Regions from separate parts of the Homo sapiens genome. Here all the other regions are linked to region 1. Evidence: chromatin contacts called from ENCODE Hi-C or POLR2A ChIA-PET data. All regions are on one chromosome and are shown on one strand. Each heading gives the region's core, a stretch centred on a gene start or an enhancer-like site at or near the end of the contact. The rest is flanking DNA. Distances are from core to core; before and after follow the strand shown. Region 1 has its middle 57 kb from the start of FTH1. Region 2 holds the start of INCENP (inner centromere protein). Region 3 has its middle 7.0 kb from the start of RAB3IL1. Region 4 has its middle 19 kb from the start of INCENP.

Evidence for each region. A loop is a pair of places that touch in the nucleus more often than their neighbours do. ChIA-PET counts read pairs that join two places held with the same protein, here RNA polymerase II (POLR2A). Pooled maps may share reads with other maps.
Region 2: a pooled map shows a loop between it and region 1 (7-fold over the local background). The contact joins the promoter of INCENP here to the enhancer-like site in region 1. A Hi-C loop is called at or near these places in 11 of 50 pooled maps. POLR2A ChIA-PET finds 5 or more read pairs at or near these places in 3 of 52 experiments (GM12878, HEK293 and activated CD4-positive, alpha-beta memory T cell).
Region 3: POLR2A ChIA-PET joins it to region 1 with 10 read pairs in activated naive CD4-positive, alpha-beta T cell. The contact joins two enhancer-like sites. POLR2A ChIA-PET finds 5 or more read pairs at or near these places in 7 of 52 experiments (Caco-2, HEK293, WTC11 and 2 more).
Region 4: a map of naive thymus-derived CD4-positive, alpha-beta T cell shows a loop between it and region 1 (15-fold over the local background). The contact joins two enhancer-like sites. A Hi-C loop is called at or near these places in 1 of 168 maps with a recorded cell type or tissue (naive thymus-derived CD4-positive, alpha-beta T cell) and 7 of 50 pooled maps. POLR2A ChIA-PET finds 5 or more read pairs at or near these places in 5 of 52 experiments (HEK293, HepG2, WTC11 and 2 more).

Annotation. Positions count from the first base shown.
Region 1 is chr11:62,023,211-62,026,592 of GRCh38, reverse strand. No RefSeq gene overlaps it. Among named protein-coding and RNA genes, the nearest start is that of FTH1, 57 kb to the right of the region's middle. RefSeq lists an enhancer at 906-1,005. Within about 2 kb of position 1,537, at least 29 of the 41 ENCODE cell types and tissues checked have a DNase peak (open chromatin) inside an H3K27ac peak, as active enhancers do; they include GM12878, where a contact is called at or near this core.
Region 2 is chr11:62,122,661-62,126,070 of GRCh38, reverse strand. It overlaps INCENP (inner centromere protein), which reads right to left and starts at 2,060. Exons shown (of 19, transcript NM_001040694.2): 1 at 1,908-2,060. LOC124902681 (a long non-coding RNA gene) reads left to right here and starts at 2,360. Exons shown (of 2, transcript XR_007062697.1): 1 at 2,360-2,414. RefSeq lists enhancers at 1,189-1,770, 1,760-1,829, 2,360-2,449.
Region 3 is chr11:61,922,750-61,926,304 of GRCh38, reverse strand. It overlaps a transcript of RAB3IL1 not described here. Among named protein-coding and RNA genes, the nearest start is that of RAB3IL1, 7.0 kb to the right of the region's middle. RefSeq lists enhancers at 2,294-2,588, 2,343-3,092. Within about 2 kb of position 2,129, at least 26 of the 41 ENCODE cell types and tissues checked have a DNase peak (open chromatin) inside an H3K27ac peak, as active enhancers do.
Region 4 is chr11:62,103,888-62,107,006 of GRCh38, reverse strand. No RefSeq gene overlaps it. Among named protein-coding and RNA genes, the nearest start is that of INCENP, 19 kb to the left of the region's middle. Within about 2 kb of position 1,751, at least 11 of the 41 ENCODE cell types and tissues checked have a DNase peak (open chromatin) inside an H3K27ac peak, as active enhancers do.

The DNA.
Region 1 (3,382 bases), core at 288-2,787:
CATCCTATCAGCAAGACACAAAAGCAAGGCTACTCAATCTTGGCCTGGTCAGGACCACCTTGGGGAGCTTAAAAAATACTGTTGCCTGAGCCCAACCCTCAGAGGTTCTTTTTATTATTATTATTATTTTTGAGATGGAGTCTAGCTCTGTCTTCCAGGCTAGAAGGCAGTGGTGCTATCTCGGCTCACTGCAAATTCTGCCTCCCGGGTTCAAGAGATTCTCCTGACTCAGCCTCCTGAGTAGTTGGGATTACAGGTATGCACCACCACATCTGATTAATTTTTATATTTTTAGTAGAGATGAGTTTTTGCCATGTTGCCCAGGCTGGTCTTGAACTCCTGACCTCAAATGATCCACCTGCCTCGGCCTCCCAAAGTGCTGGGATTACAGGCGTGAGACATCGCGTCTAGCATTTTTTTGTGTGTGTGTGCCCAGAGGTTCTAATTTAATCAGTCTGAGTGCAGCCAAGTACTGGGATTTTTTAAAAGCTCTCCAGGTGAGTCTAACATGCTAGCCACTGCTGGCTCTAAAGACTCAAATAAGAAGACTAAGTCCTCCGTGAGCAAGGTGGGGGCTGTCACAGAGGGAGATCTTTAAAAAGAGGTAAGGAAGTCCCAGGCACCGTAGAAGTGATGATCTCACTGGGGAAGGTCATGGACATTCTGCTGCTTCCTGTAGGCAAGAGCCATCGTCATTGCTTGATCTGTGCACACACAATGAGGTGGAGACCCTGCCTTACGGACCGAAAACGTGGTTTTGTGTTACATAAAATAGTTCCGCAAACGGCCGCTTTTCTGCCAGGCATGGTGTCTGTGCTTCTTGCTTTGGCTTATCTTGTAACTATTGACAGGGGTGTGGTCAAAACAAACCTCCCACATCCCGTACGTGTCTGCTGACTGCAGCTTTCCTGATGTAATAACAAAGCTGTCAGATGCGTTTCTTCACACCATGAAGTCTGCAGTCCCTACTGTTTTGAAATCCATGTGCATTAAGACACTGACTCACTTCCCTTTAGCCTACTGAGTTCTGTTGCTTTCTGGACCAACAAACCCTGTGGGCACCTCCCCGTCCAGAGCTCACTGAAACTGTCAGACTTACCTGCAAGGGCCTGGGATTCTAAATTTCACTCTGTCACTCTTGGAGGTGAGGGGAAAGCTGTATGGGCATTGAGGTGACATTTCTGGGCTTTGATGTCTCCATAGGAAAGGACATATAAATACAAAATGTGGTTAACCCTAATTAACCCCTAATTCAGACCGTTGGGGACAGAACCAAGGTCTATTAATTTTTTCTAAAAAAGGAAGGAAATTAGAAAAGAATGTTTCTCTCGATTGTGTAGAAGAGTTGGACGAGGTGAACATTCCGCTGGGTGGCTCTGTCACAAACTAGCTTTTGTTCAATCATTCAAGACATATCGACTGCCAAACACTGCTCTAGGCTCCTGAAAAAATGATCATGGCAAGACAGTTACAGACCATGCCTCTTCATGGAACTTACCAAGATGTGTGCTTGGGGAAACACACTGACTGTCTTTGGACTACTTGTTTCTTAATTAATTAGTAATAGCTGACACTTAGGGAGCACTTACCACATACCAGTTTCTGTGCGAAACCCTCACTTTGCACTCCTTTTAAAAATAGCTATTTTCTGGCCAGACATGGTGGCTCACGCCTGTAATCCCAGCACTTTATGAGGCTGAGGTGGGTGGATCACCTGAGGTCAGGAGTTCGAGACCAGCCTGGCCAACATGGTGATACCCCGTCTCTATTAAAAATACAACATGCCATGTTCCATGGCAACATGGAAAAATACAAAAATTATGGCCAGGCGCGGTGGCTCACGCCTGTAATCCCAGCACTTTGGGAGGCCGAGGTGGGTGGATCACCTGAGGTCGGGAGTTCGAGACCAGCCTGGCCAACATGGCAAAACCCTGTCTCTACTAAAAATACAAAAATTATGGCCGGGCTTGGTGGCTCACACCTGTAATCCCAGCACTTTGGGAGGCCGAGGCAGGTGGATCACCTGAGGTCAGGAGTTCAAGACCGGCCTGGACAACGTGGTGATATCCCGTCTCTATTAAAATTACAAAAAATTAGCTGGATGTGATGATGGGCACCTATAATCCCAGCTACTGGGGAGGCTGAGGCAGGAGAATCGCTTGAACCTGAAAGGCAGTTGTTGTGTGAGCCGAGAGTGCGCCATTGCACTCCAGCCTGGGTGACAAGAGTGAAACTCCATCTCAAAAAAAATAAAAATAAAAATAAAAATAATAAAAATACAAAAATTAGCCAGGTGTGGTGACACATGCCCATAATCCCAGCTACTCAGGAGGCTGAGACAAGAGAATCACTTGAACCCAGGAGGCAGAGGTTGCAGTGAACCGAGATCACACCACTGCACTCCAGCCTTCGCGACAGAGTGAGACCCTGTCTAAAAAAAAAGCTATTTAAGCTATTTTCTTTTATCACAATTCCTATTCCCTTCTCCCCTACAAACAACCATCCTAATGCTTTTAATGTTCATCTTTGCCTGTTTTCTTGGAATTTCAGGTTATTTTCTTTTTTATACGATTCTAAAAGCCATTTTTATTTGATTTTTTAATATATCATATACATTTTCACAGCAAGAATTAGAGGTTGAGTCAGACGTGATTGGAAGATCTCATTCCAGTCTTTTGCACTTACTAAGATCACTTTTTTTTTCTCAACTTTTAAGTTCCAGGGTACATGTGCAGTGCCATGGTGGTTTGCTGCACAGATCAACCCATTCCCTAGGTATTAAGCCCGGCATCTATTAGCTATTCTTCCTGATGTTCTCCTTCCCCCTCTAACCTTCCTACAGACCCCAGTGTGTGTTGTTCCCCTCTTGTGTCCATGTGTTCTCATCACTCAGCTCCCACTTATAAGTGAGAACAATCAGCGTTTGGTTTTCTGTTCCTGTATTAGTTTGCTGAGGATAATGGCTTCCAGCTCCATTCACGTCCCTGCAAAGGACATGACCTCATTCCTTTCTATGGCTGCATAGTATTCCACGGTGTATATATACCACATTTTCTTTATCAGTCTATCATGGATGAGCATTTAGGTTGATTCCATGTCTTTGCTATAGTGAATAGTGCTGCAATGAACATATGTGAGGATGTACATTTAAAACAGAATGATTTCTATACCTTTGGGTATATACTCAGTAATGGGATTGCTGGATCAAATGGTATTTCTGCTTCTAGATCTCTGAGGAATCACCACACTGTCTTCCACAATGGTTGAACTAATTTACATTCCCACCAACAGTGTAAAAGTGTTCCTTTTTCTCTGCATCTTTGCCAGCATCTGTTGTTCAGGTTTGTATACATGTATTCGAATATATATTTATGTCAGGTAT
Region 2 (3,410 bases), core at 811-3,310, 99 kb before region 1:
ATTCAAGGACACAGTAGTCTTTGTTCCTCAACAAGCTCTGCCCTGCGTCTGGAACATTGTCTCACATTTTGTATGGCTCACTCCTCATGGCTTGGATCTCAGATCCTCAGGAAAACCTGAAAACCAATCTAAAGTAGCCCCAGCCATGATCCCATTCATTGATTGTAATTCTCTGCAGAGCACTTGCGTGCTTGTTTACCTGTTGCTTACTGCCTGTCCCTGCCCACTAAACAATTGCTCTCTGAGGGCAAACCCCTGTCTGTCTTGCTCATCGTTGAATGCCCAGAGCACAGCAGTGCCTGGCAACAAGGACTATTTGTTAAATGAATTAATCCACCCATCAACTCTACACCTAGAAATAAACATCCTATAGGTGCTCATCCCACCACACAAAGGGCACCAAATAAACTTAATCTGCACAGGTTAGAACTGACCAACACATGTTCAAAACCCCTGTTCCCAGATGCCAAGGGCAGCAATAATCAGGGCAGGGCCAAATGGGCAGGATCGTACAGGCTTTGGGCTGAAACCTCGGCTCTGCAGCCAGCCAATCATGGGCAAGCCCTTTTCACTGTCATCCCTCACCTTCCCCTAACCCTTCTGCACCCAGACCACAGCCCTGGCAAAGCGCAGGACCTCAGGCCAGAAAAGAGAAAACTGTTTAAGGAAGCCAAAGGTTTGCAGAGAAAAGCAACAACTGGCTAACTTTTTAAAAAGTATTTGTTCAAATGGGCAACGTGGATGAGAGCTTCTTTCACAAAGTCCATGAAAGCAATTGGACTTCTTTCACGGGGAGGTTTGCTTCTAGCAGACCTTAGCGCAACGATTTAAAAAGGGTTACCGTAAGTTAAAACAGAGGTGACCCTGAAAAAGAAGGAATCAGTGTACCAAGAATCAGGCTCCTGGAAGAGCAGCAAAAATCTCTTCTTCAACCCATGTAAGCACCTGCACACAGATAAAGAGCACTCAACACCTCACCGAGGAAGACACTCTCCAGTCTTCCTCCTCTCCAACACTTCTTCCACACCATACACCAGACTGAAGGCCCCATCGTCCTCCTCTATGACTCCTGTCCTTTTCAGGGTGCTGTAAGTTGGGCGCCTACCACACCTCTGTGCAGAAAGCGCATAGCAGCTGCTCCCATTTACTGAGTCATACTCCATGCCCGAGTCAGACATCATCTCATTTAATTCTCACCACAACCTTGAGGATACGCATGGGCAGATGAGGAAATTGAGGCAAAGAGAAGTCAAAATCAGCCGGTAAATCAGGGGCATAAATAGAACCGTGCCCTTAACCACGGGCTATACCGCCTTTAAACCGTGCCCTTAACCACTGGCTATACCGCCTTCTAGATATCAACTTCTGAAAGGCAGGTGCCCAGTCTTGGCTCTGGGCAACCCCGCGAGCAACCCATGTTAGCTGAATGAGACTGAACCGCTGACAGCGAACAGGCTTGGGGAGTGACAAGGGGCGGCCCAGCCTCCGGAAATGGTCAGTTTAAAATGCTGCTCAGCTGGGGGCGGGGGCGTTGAGAGAGGGGTTTAACTGCACAGAAATGCCATCTGGCATCATTCCGCCAAACAACCGGGTTGGTTTCGGGCTTCCTGCGCGTCCAAGTCAACACTAATCCTCACAGGCACAAGGTGCCAAGCAGCCGGGAGCGGAGGGAACGGGGCTATGCTCTAGGAAGCTGAGGGCCTAGGTGGAAAGGGTGGGAGGCATCTCGGGCCCGAGAACCAAGGCAGGCGACCTCGCCACTTGGAAGAGGTGACCCTCATATGCCCAGGTAGCCAGGGGCTGGGGTGGGGAGTCACGACCCTGGTCCGGAGTCGACAGGGACGGAGCAGAGGACCGGGGAAAAAATCGCGAACCACCCCCCAATCCCCACGCCCACGCGCACTCACTCGACTGCGCCACGTCCCCTGAAGGCTGCTCCGATCCAAGTCCGGTGGTATCCCTAGGTAAGGCCCCGCTTGCCCAGACCCACTTGGCTCCGGGCCTTCGGGACTCACCGCACGGGAGGAGCAACCAGGCGGCGCAGCGCGGGCGAAAACTATGATTTTCAAAACTGAAGGCTCAGCCAATCCTCGGCAAGTTTGTCCGGGCGGTTGCAAAATTTTAAGCCAATCAAATAACAGGAAGTACCAGTCAGCCCTCCTATTGGCCATATCCACTAGCAATCTGCGGGACTAAGAGGCGGGGAAAGGAAGCGAAAGACTTTAAGCCCCCTCAGCTTCCGGGTGCTGCGGCCGCGGCCGAGAGAGGAAGTAGATCCCCGCCTGGGAGGAGCCCGCAGACCTGGAACTACGAGTCCCGGCGAGCACTGCGAAGGCCACGCGCGGCTTTCTTTCTTCTCCAAGCACGGTGGCAGTCTTCTGATCTCTGCTGCTTTTTTTTCCTCATAAAAACATGTATGTATATACTTACATTGCTGAAAGACCAGCTTTTTAATGTAACAAATTATCTAGGTACAGAAGTCATAGGTTCCTCTTCCCATGAGAAAAACATTCCTCAAAATACAAACCAAACAGCATCCCAGAGGGAGTAAAATTTCATTGTACTGAAACATATACAAATTAAGGCTACCTTGGTATATAAACAATTTAGAAATTATGATGGAATAGTTCCACCAAATCATTTACGTATAGGAATTCATGCCATTTTTTAAAGAATTGGTAGTGGGGCTCAATTCAAACAATATTATGCATCCTTACATTCAACTTAATACACTTAGCAGCTATAAGGAGTGTAACTGTAACCCCACTTCCTGAAATCTCAGGAGTAATGTTAAAAATCCAAACCCATCAAAGGCCAGGGTGTTACGGTATTTGGCTCATGAATCGAAAAGCCTAATCATTTCAATTTAATCTTTACAAGTAGAACAAGATCCAAACATGGGACGTTTTCTTATTTTTCTTTGCTTTTGTGGTTGTAATGCCCTTTTGGTTTTCTGAGCAAGCTGAATACATCTGATAAATACTACCATTGGACAAAGGATCTAAACATTGAGATGTTTTACTAAATCAAGGTTTCAAGTTGGCACAATGTTTTTACTAAGTCATATTTCAATTAGTTCATCTTTCCAATATGGAGGCGGGGGGGGAAAGACAAGGACTAATATGTCCTATAAAGAATCTCTGGCCGGCGAGATCCCGCCACTGCACTCCAGCCTGGGCGACAGAGCGAGACTCCGTCTCAAAAAAAAAAAAAAAAAAAAAAAAGAATCTCTGGCCGGGCGCGGTGGCTCACGCCTGCAATCCTAGCACTTTGGGAGGCCGAGGCGGGTGGATTGCCTGAGCTCAGGAGTTCGAGACCAGCCTGGGCAACACAGTGGAACCCTGTCTCTACTAAAATACAAAAAAAAATTAGCCGGGCGTGGTGGCTTGCACCTGTAATCCCAGCGACTC
Region 3 (3,555 bases), core at 880-3,379, 100 kb after region 1:
TGCCATCAGCACTTGGCATGTGTGTTCTTAAAAATCTGATGAATGAGTGAACACCTCTATTGAGCTCCCAGTGTTTTTTCTTATTGATTTTCGCAAATTCTTTATGTGTTAACTATATTAACGCATTGCCATTGCCTGGGAATATTTTCGCCAAGTTATTTGCCTTTTAATTTTGGCTTTTTTTTTTTTTTTTTTTTTTTGGCAGGAAGGAGCATAAAGCAGCTTTACATTTGAATGCGGACAGATCTATTGATCTTTTTCTGTTAAGATCTCTTCAAAATGTTTCCAAGTTTAGAAAGTCTTTCCCTTGCTAGATGTGTAATAAGTGTTCACTTCTATTTTTTATGCACACAGCTGTCCATTTAATCTTCCCAAAGCAGGGCTCTGATCATTTCTCTCCTCTGCTCAAAAATGTTTAACCATCTCCTTGGAGCCTTTAGAATAAAGTCCAAATTCTTTAACTCGCCTCCAAGGCTTTTCAGGATTTAACCTGAGGCTGCCTTTCCAGACTTTTTTTTTCCTGTCCCCCAAATGAGCCTGAGCTCCTGGCAAAGTGAAGGGTTTGCCTCTCTCTGTCTGTGTTCTGCCCTTCCCACCTCCAGGCCTTTTACCTGTTGGTCCCTCTGCAGGGAATGTCCATCCTTCATTTCTATATGGATTTTTTTTTTTTGAGACACAGTCTTGCTCTGTTGCCTAGGCTAGAGTGCAGTGGTGTGATGTTGGCTCACTGCAGCCTCCACCTCCCGGGTTCAAGCAATTTTCCTGCCTCAGCCTCCCAAGTAGCTGGGATTACATGTGTGTGCCACCATGCCTGGCTAATTCGTGTATTTTTAGTAGAGACAGGGTTTTTACCATGTTGGCCAGGCTGGTCTTGAACTCCTGACGTCAAGTGATCCACCCACCTCAGCCTCCCAAAGTGCTGGGAATTACAGGTGTGAACCACTGCACCCGGCTCTATATGGATATTTAAATCCTATTGATTCTTCAATCCCTACTTTGTTTAAAAAGCCTCACTTTACCCTTCCTCCTGAGAGAGTGACTGGTGGAGAGATAAGAAAACAAGCTTTGGAGTCAGACAAACCTGGGTTAAAATCTGAGTTCCTTTACTTGTTAGCCATTGGCCAAATCCTTTAACCTTTCCAAATCTGTTTCCTCATCTTTAAAATGGGAACAGAAAGCAATGAAGGACCACCAAGGACTGTCGGGCCGCTGCAAGGATGAACAGAATCTGAGATTGCGCGTAAAGATCCTAGCACAGTCTCCAGTTCACCCCACATTCTGCCACCTTGGAAGGGAGTCATCAGCTCTCTGGGGGTCACACCCTCCTCCACTAGTCATGTTTTCCCCCCGAAGGTTTCTGATGGATTCTCTGTTCTCTAATAATTCCACAAGGTGGCTGAGCTTTCCTTCTGAGGAGTTGAGAGCGGGTGAACAGGTTTCATCTCTAGGAATTCAGCTCAGGCCCCAGGCACCTTGGTCAGACTCCCACACCCATCTGGGCCCAAAGGAATCCCCTCCTTCCTTCCTCCCTTCTTCGTCTGAGGTCAGTTTCATTACCGGGAACTGTTGATATTTCCAAAGGGGTTCACCAGCACTTCCCGGCCCTCACCATCAGCACCCCACAATATGATGATAAGTCAAGTGGAACAAAGATAATCCTCCCAGGTTTAAGGTGGGTAAACTGAGGCTCAAACTAGCTTCCATATATTTGTGTCTAGAACTTATGGGTCTTCGCAGCCAGAGAAGGGATTCATTTCGTGGGGGCGCTGAGGGGCCTGGGCAGCTGTGGTGGAGAACTGGGGGAGCTCTGGCCCCAGAGCAGGAGATGGGCCAGGAATCCTGTCTCTCAGGGCCTCTGCCTTGTCCTCGAGTAGGTTAATTCGAATCTCTCAGAGGCTGGCCTGGAGCTTAGTGTCTGTGCTTGCTTTGTGAACTGACTTTCTGAGTAGATTCTTTTGCCTGCATCTTTTGGGGAAGAAGCAAAGATGACGACTTACTGGCAGGGGCTGTATCTCTGGGGCTGAGAGTGAGGATGGGAACTTCCTGGACAGTGAAAAGAGCAAGTTTAGCTTCCGGAGGCCTGGCTGCTAGCCCCGCTCTGTACCCAGCATGCTGTACCACCTGGGACAAGTGCCTGCCCTCTCTGGACCCCAACTGCCCTCCCTAAAAAATGGAGATGGTGGTCGAAGGAGGTCTGTTGTGAATCTTAGTGTTCTCAAAGTGCTGTCCTGGGCTGAGCCCCTCCCTGAGCCCAGACTGTCCCCGGGGCCTGGCTTCACCAGGTTGGCCTGAGCAAAGCTGTGACCCCATTCGGCCGCCTCCACACGCTCTGTCCTGCCCTTCCCTGAGGGGCCTGGGCCTGGTCTTGGTCAGGCCTGGGGACAGAGCAGGGAGCCTCCAGGCCCAAGTTTGACCTCCTGAGTCGCTTCCCCTCTCCCTGGAGCCAGAACCAGCGTCCTCTTTCCCTCCTGCTTGAAATCTGAGCTCAGAGATCCAGGGAGGACTTTGGCTGCAAAACATTCCATCCGCGCTGTCCAAACACCCTGCACAGCTGGCGGAGGGAGGGGCAGCCAGAACTGGCTTTCAGGAACCCTGGGGCTGTTGTTTTCATGGAAATGGGGGAGCCCTCACTCTGAGGACCAGCACTGGCTGACCTGAGGAAGTTCACAGGGTCAAGTGGACCAAGGAAGGGCCCACCTGCACACATGTTTTTGGGGCTTACCCAGGGCCCCTCTGCTGAGCGCCCAGCCCTGCAGGGGAAAAATCCAGTTGCTTCAAAGTCTGCCCAGCCAGGTGTGCGTGGCTGCCTTGAGCCTGCCAGCTGGGAGGTGTCTGCACCACAGGCAGGCGGATGGTGGCCTTGTGAGCCTCCCCTCGTGACTGAGCTCTATGCAGAGGCAGGGGAAGGGCAGGCAGGAATGACGCTGAGATAGCAAGAAGGGGAGGCGACTTCAGGCAGCGGCTTTTACTGACAAGACGTCCCAGACCTGGCTGCTTCTTGCTGTGACTCACAAGTGACCCTGGATGAGTCTCTGAGCCTCAGTTTCCTCATCTGCAAGAAGAGACAATCGGGCCTTTTCTGGCTCTGCCTTTTTTCTAAGAAGTTACAACCAAAGACAAGATCCTCAAAGCTTCCCATCCAGTCCAAGCTGTGTCTAAATGTCCAGAAACATAACAGGTTTTTCCATAAAGTCTCCAGCAACTCTGACTCAGTTTCCCCTCTCCCGCCCCCGGCCAAGAGGCTGGTGGGGTCTTGGCAGGGAGGGACCAACTCCCACATATGATGCCACCAGCCAGGCCAAGCCCTTTCCCCTCTTGCCATGTTGGGGTGATGGGGAGACCCCCACCCTTCACATATCCTGTTTTCCATTAATTGTTTCCAGGTAAGCCCAGAGGTTGCCCAGCAGAGGAAGGTGGGGGCACAGGAGAATTGAGCAGGGGGATCAGAGAGGAGCAAAAACAGGAAGCGGGTGGGAGCAGGCCATGGAAAATTCATTGCCAGGAAAGGGAGGACAGCATCTGGTTTGCATTAGGCTGAGAGAGCTTCGCAGCCCA
Region 4 (3,119 bases), core at 502-3,001, 80 kb before region 1:
AGCACTTTGGGAGGCCGAGGCGGGCGGATCACCTGACGTCAGGAATTAGAGACCAGCCTGGCCAACATGGTGAAACCCTATCAATACTAAAAATACAAAAATTAGCTAGGCATGGTGGTGGGCACCCATAATCCCAGCTACTCAGGAGGCTGAGGCAGGAGAATCACTTGAACCCAGGAGGTAGAGTTTGCAGTGAGCCAAGATTGCACCACTGCACTCCAGCCTGGGCGACAAGAGTGAAACTCCATCTCAAAAAAAAAAAAATTCCTTTATGAAAAACTCATTGCATTGTTCTTATTTTTCTCGTATTGTACAAATCAGTAAAATCCTTGTCAGCCACTGGATCCAGCCTACAGATCAGCCTTGAGAACGTCTGCTTAAAGCAACTGACAATGTTATAAAAGTTCCTCCACAAAAGAGCTCTGCTGCCTGTGAATGCCTCCTTGAAGAGACAATGAAGGCAGAACACATATCCAAGCTGGGCAAAAGAAAACAGTGGGGGTCAAAAAGTATGTCTTTAAAGCTGCACTTCCAAAGAACTTCCTGAGAGATTTGTAATTTCTATTTCTGTATGATAAAACACTATTGGTGAGGCATGGTTGTTCATGCCTGTAATCCCAGCATTTTGAGAGGCCAAGGTGGGCGGATCACCTGAGGTCAGGAGTTCAAAACAAGTCTGGCCAACATGGTGAAACCCCGTCTCTACTAAAAATTAAAAAAAAAATTAAAAAAAAAATTAGCCAGGCATGGTGGTGCATGCCTGTATTCCTAGCTACATGGGAGGCTGAGGCAGGAGAATCGCTTGAACCCGGGACGGGGAGGTTGCAGTGAGCCGAGATCATGCCACTGCATTCCAGCCTGGGTTATGGAGCAAGACTCCCGTCTCATAGGAAAAAAAAACAAACAAAAAAACCCTACATTCTTAAGGCCTAAAATGTACTAAAAATAAAACAGGAAAACAAAAATGGGGGTAGGGTTCCTTCTGTGAATGCAAACATGCTTGACCAATGAGATGTAGTTGAAAACCTAGACCACTGGTACAGACTGAATTGTGTGGACTCTCCATACTCACATACAGCAGATGCAGAGAAGGGCACAGAGGGAGGGAGTGATAAATCTGAAGATAAATGGAGAATTCAGAATTCTCGCTTTGATGTACTCAGTGGCTTTTTGGCAAACCGTCTAATCCCAGTCTGCAGTTTGAAAGAACACGCTATAATTGTTAGCAGCACCCACTCAGATAATGCTGGAACTTGTTTGTAAATAAAGTTCCAGCTTTGACAAACCACATGCTCCTCACAGCCATTTATGCACTTTGCTTCATCTGTCTCTTATACTGTCTGAGAAAAAAATAGAGATGGGGGGTCTCACTATGTTGCTTAGGCTGGACCCGAACTCCTGGACTCCAGCCCATCCACCTGTCACAGGGTGAACCCCCACATTGGAGTTCAGCCCAGGAGGCGACGTGAGTTCTTGGCTTTGCACAGGAAGGAATTCAAGAGTTAACAGAGTAAAGTGAAAGCAAGTTTATTTTAAAAGTAAAGGAGTAAGAGTGGCTATGCCATCGGAAGAGCAGCCGTGAGAGTTGCAGGTTGCTATTTTTATGTTTGTTTCTTGCTCACATGCTAAACAAGGGTGGCTTATTCATGAATTTTCCAGGAAAAGGTCAGAGAATTCCCAGAAATGAGAGTTCCTCCCCTTTTTAGACCATATAGGGTAACTTCCGGATGTTGCCATGGCGTATGTAAGCTGTCGTGTTTCTGGTGGGAGTTTCCTTCACCATGGACAAATCATGGATTATGATTAGTGTATAATGAGCGGTGAGAGGACCAAGGGTCGCTTTCATCACCATCTTGGTTTTGGGGGGTTTTGGCTGGCTCCTTTACCACATCCTGTTTTATCAGGGGGGTCCTTGTGACCTATGTCTTGGGAAACAAGTCCTGCCAAACTCCTATCACACCCCCACCTCAGCATCCCAATAGCACAGAGTGCCCTTGTCTGCATTTGCCACATGTGAGTAGTCACCTGTATTAGTTCATTCCCACACTGCTATGAAGAAATACCTGAGACTGGGTAACTTATATAAAGGAAAGAGGTGTTTTGTTGTTGTTGTTGCTGGTGGTTTTTGTTTGTTTGTTTTTGAGATGGAGTCTCCCTCTCTTACCCAGGCTGGAGTGCAGTGGTACGATCTCGGCTCACTGCAACCTCTGCCTCCCAGGTTCAAGCAATTCTCCTGCCTCAGCCTCCCAGGTAGCCTGGATTACAGGCACCTGCCACCATGCCTGGCTAATTTTTTTGTATTTTTAGTAGAGACAGAGTTTCGCCATGTTGGCCAGGCTGGTTTTGAACTCCTGACCTCAAGTGATCCATCTGCCTCGGCCCCCATGCCTGGCCTAAAGGAAAGAGGTTTAATCGACTCACAGTTCCACAGGGCTGGGGAGGCCTCATGAAACTTATAGTCACGGCAGAAGGGGAAGCAAACACATCCTTCTTCACATGGCGGCAGGAAGGAGAAGAATGAGAGCGAGGGGGTGGGAGGGAAGCCCCTCATAAAACCATCAGAGCTCGTGAGAACTCACTATTGCGAGAACAGCATGAGGGTAACCACCACCAGGATTAAATTATCTCCCACCAGGTCCCTCCCATGACATGTGGGGATTGTGGAAACTACAATTCAAGATGAAATTTGGGTGGGGACACAGCCACATCATACCATCACTAGGAAGATCAAGACGTGATTAAAGGGTTAAAGCTTTCAGTTCCACCCCATGACTTTCAGGGGAGGGAGAGGGGCTGGAGATGTAGTGAATCACTCACGATCAGTGTTTTCCTTAATCATGCCTATGTAATGAAGCTGCCATAAAAACCCTAAATGATGGAGATGGGGTTCAAAGAGCTTCCAGGTTGGTGAATGCATCCACGAACCAGGAGGTTGACACACTCCAAACTCCACAGGGACAAACACTCCTGCATTTGGGACCCTTCCAGAGACCTCTGCCCTGTGTACCTCTTCATCTCACCGTTCATTTGTATCCTTTATAATAAACAGGTAAACATAAGTAAAGTGTTTCCCTGAGTTGTCTGAGCTGTTATAGCAAATTATTGAACATGAAGGGGGC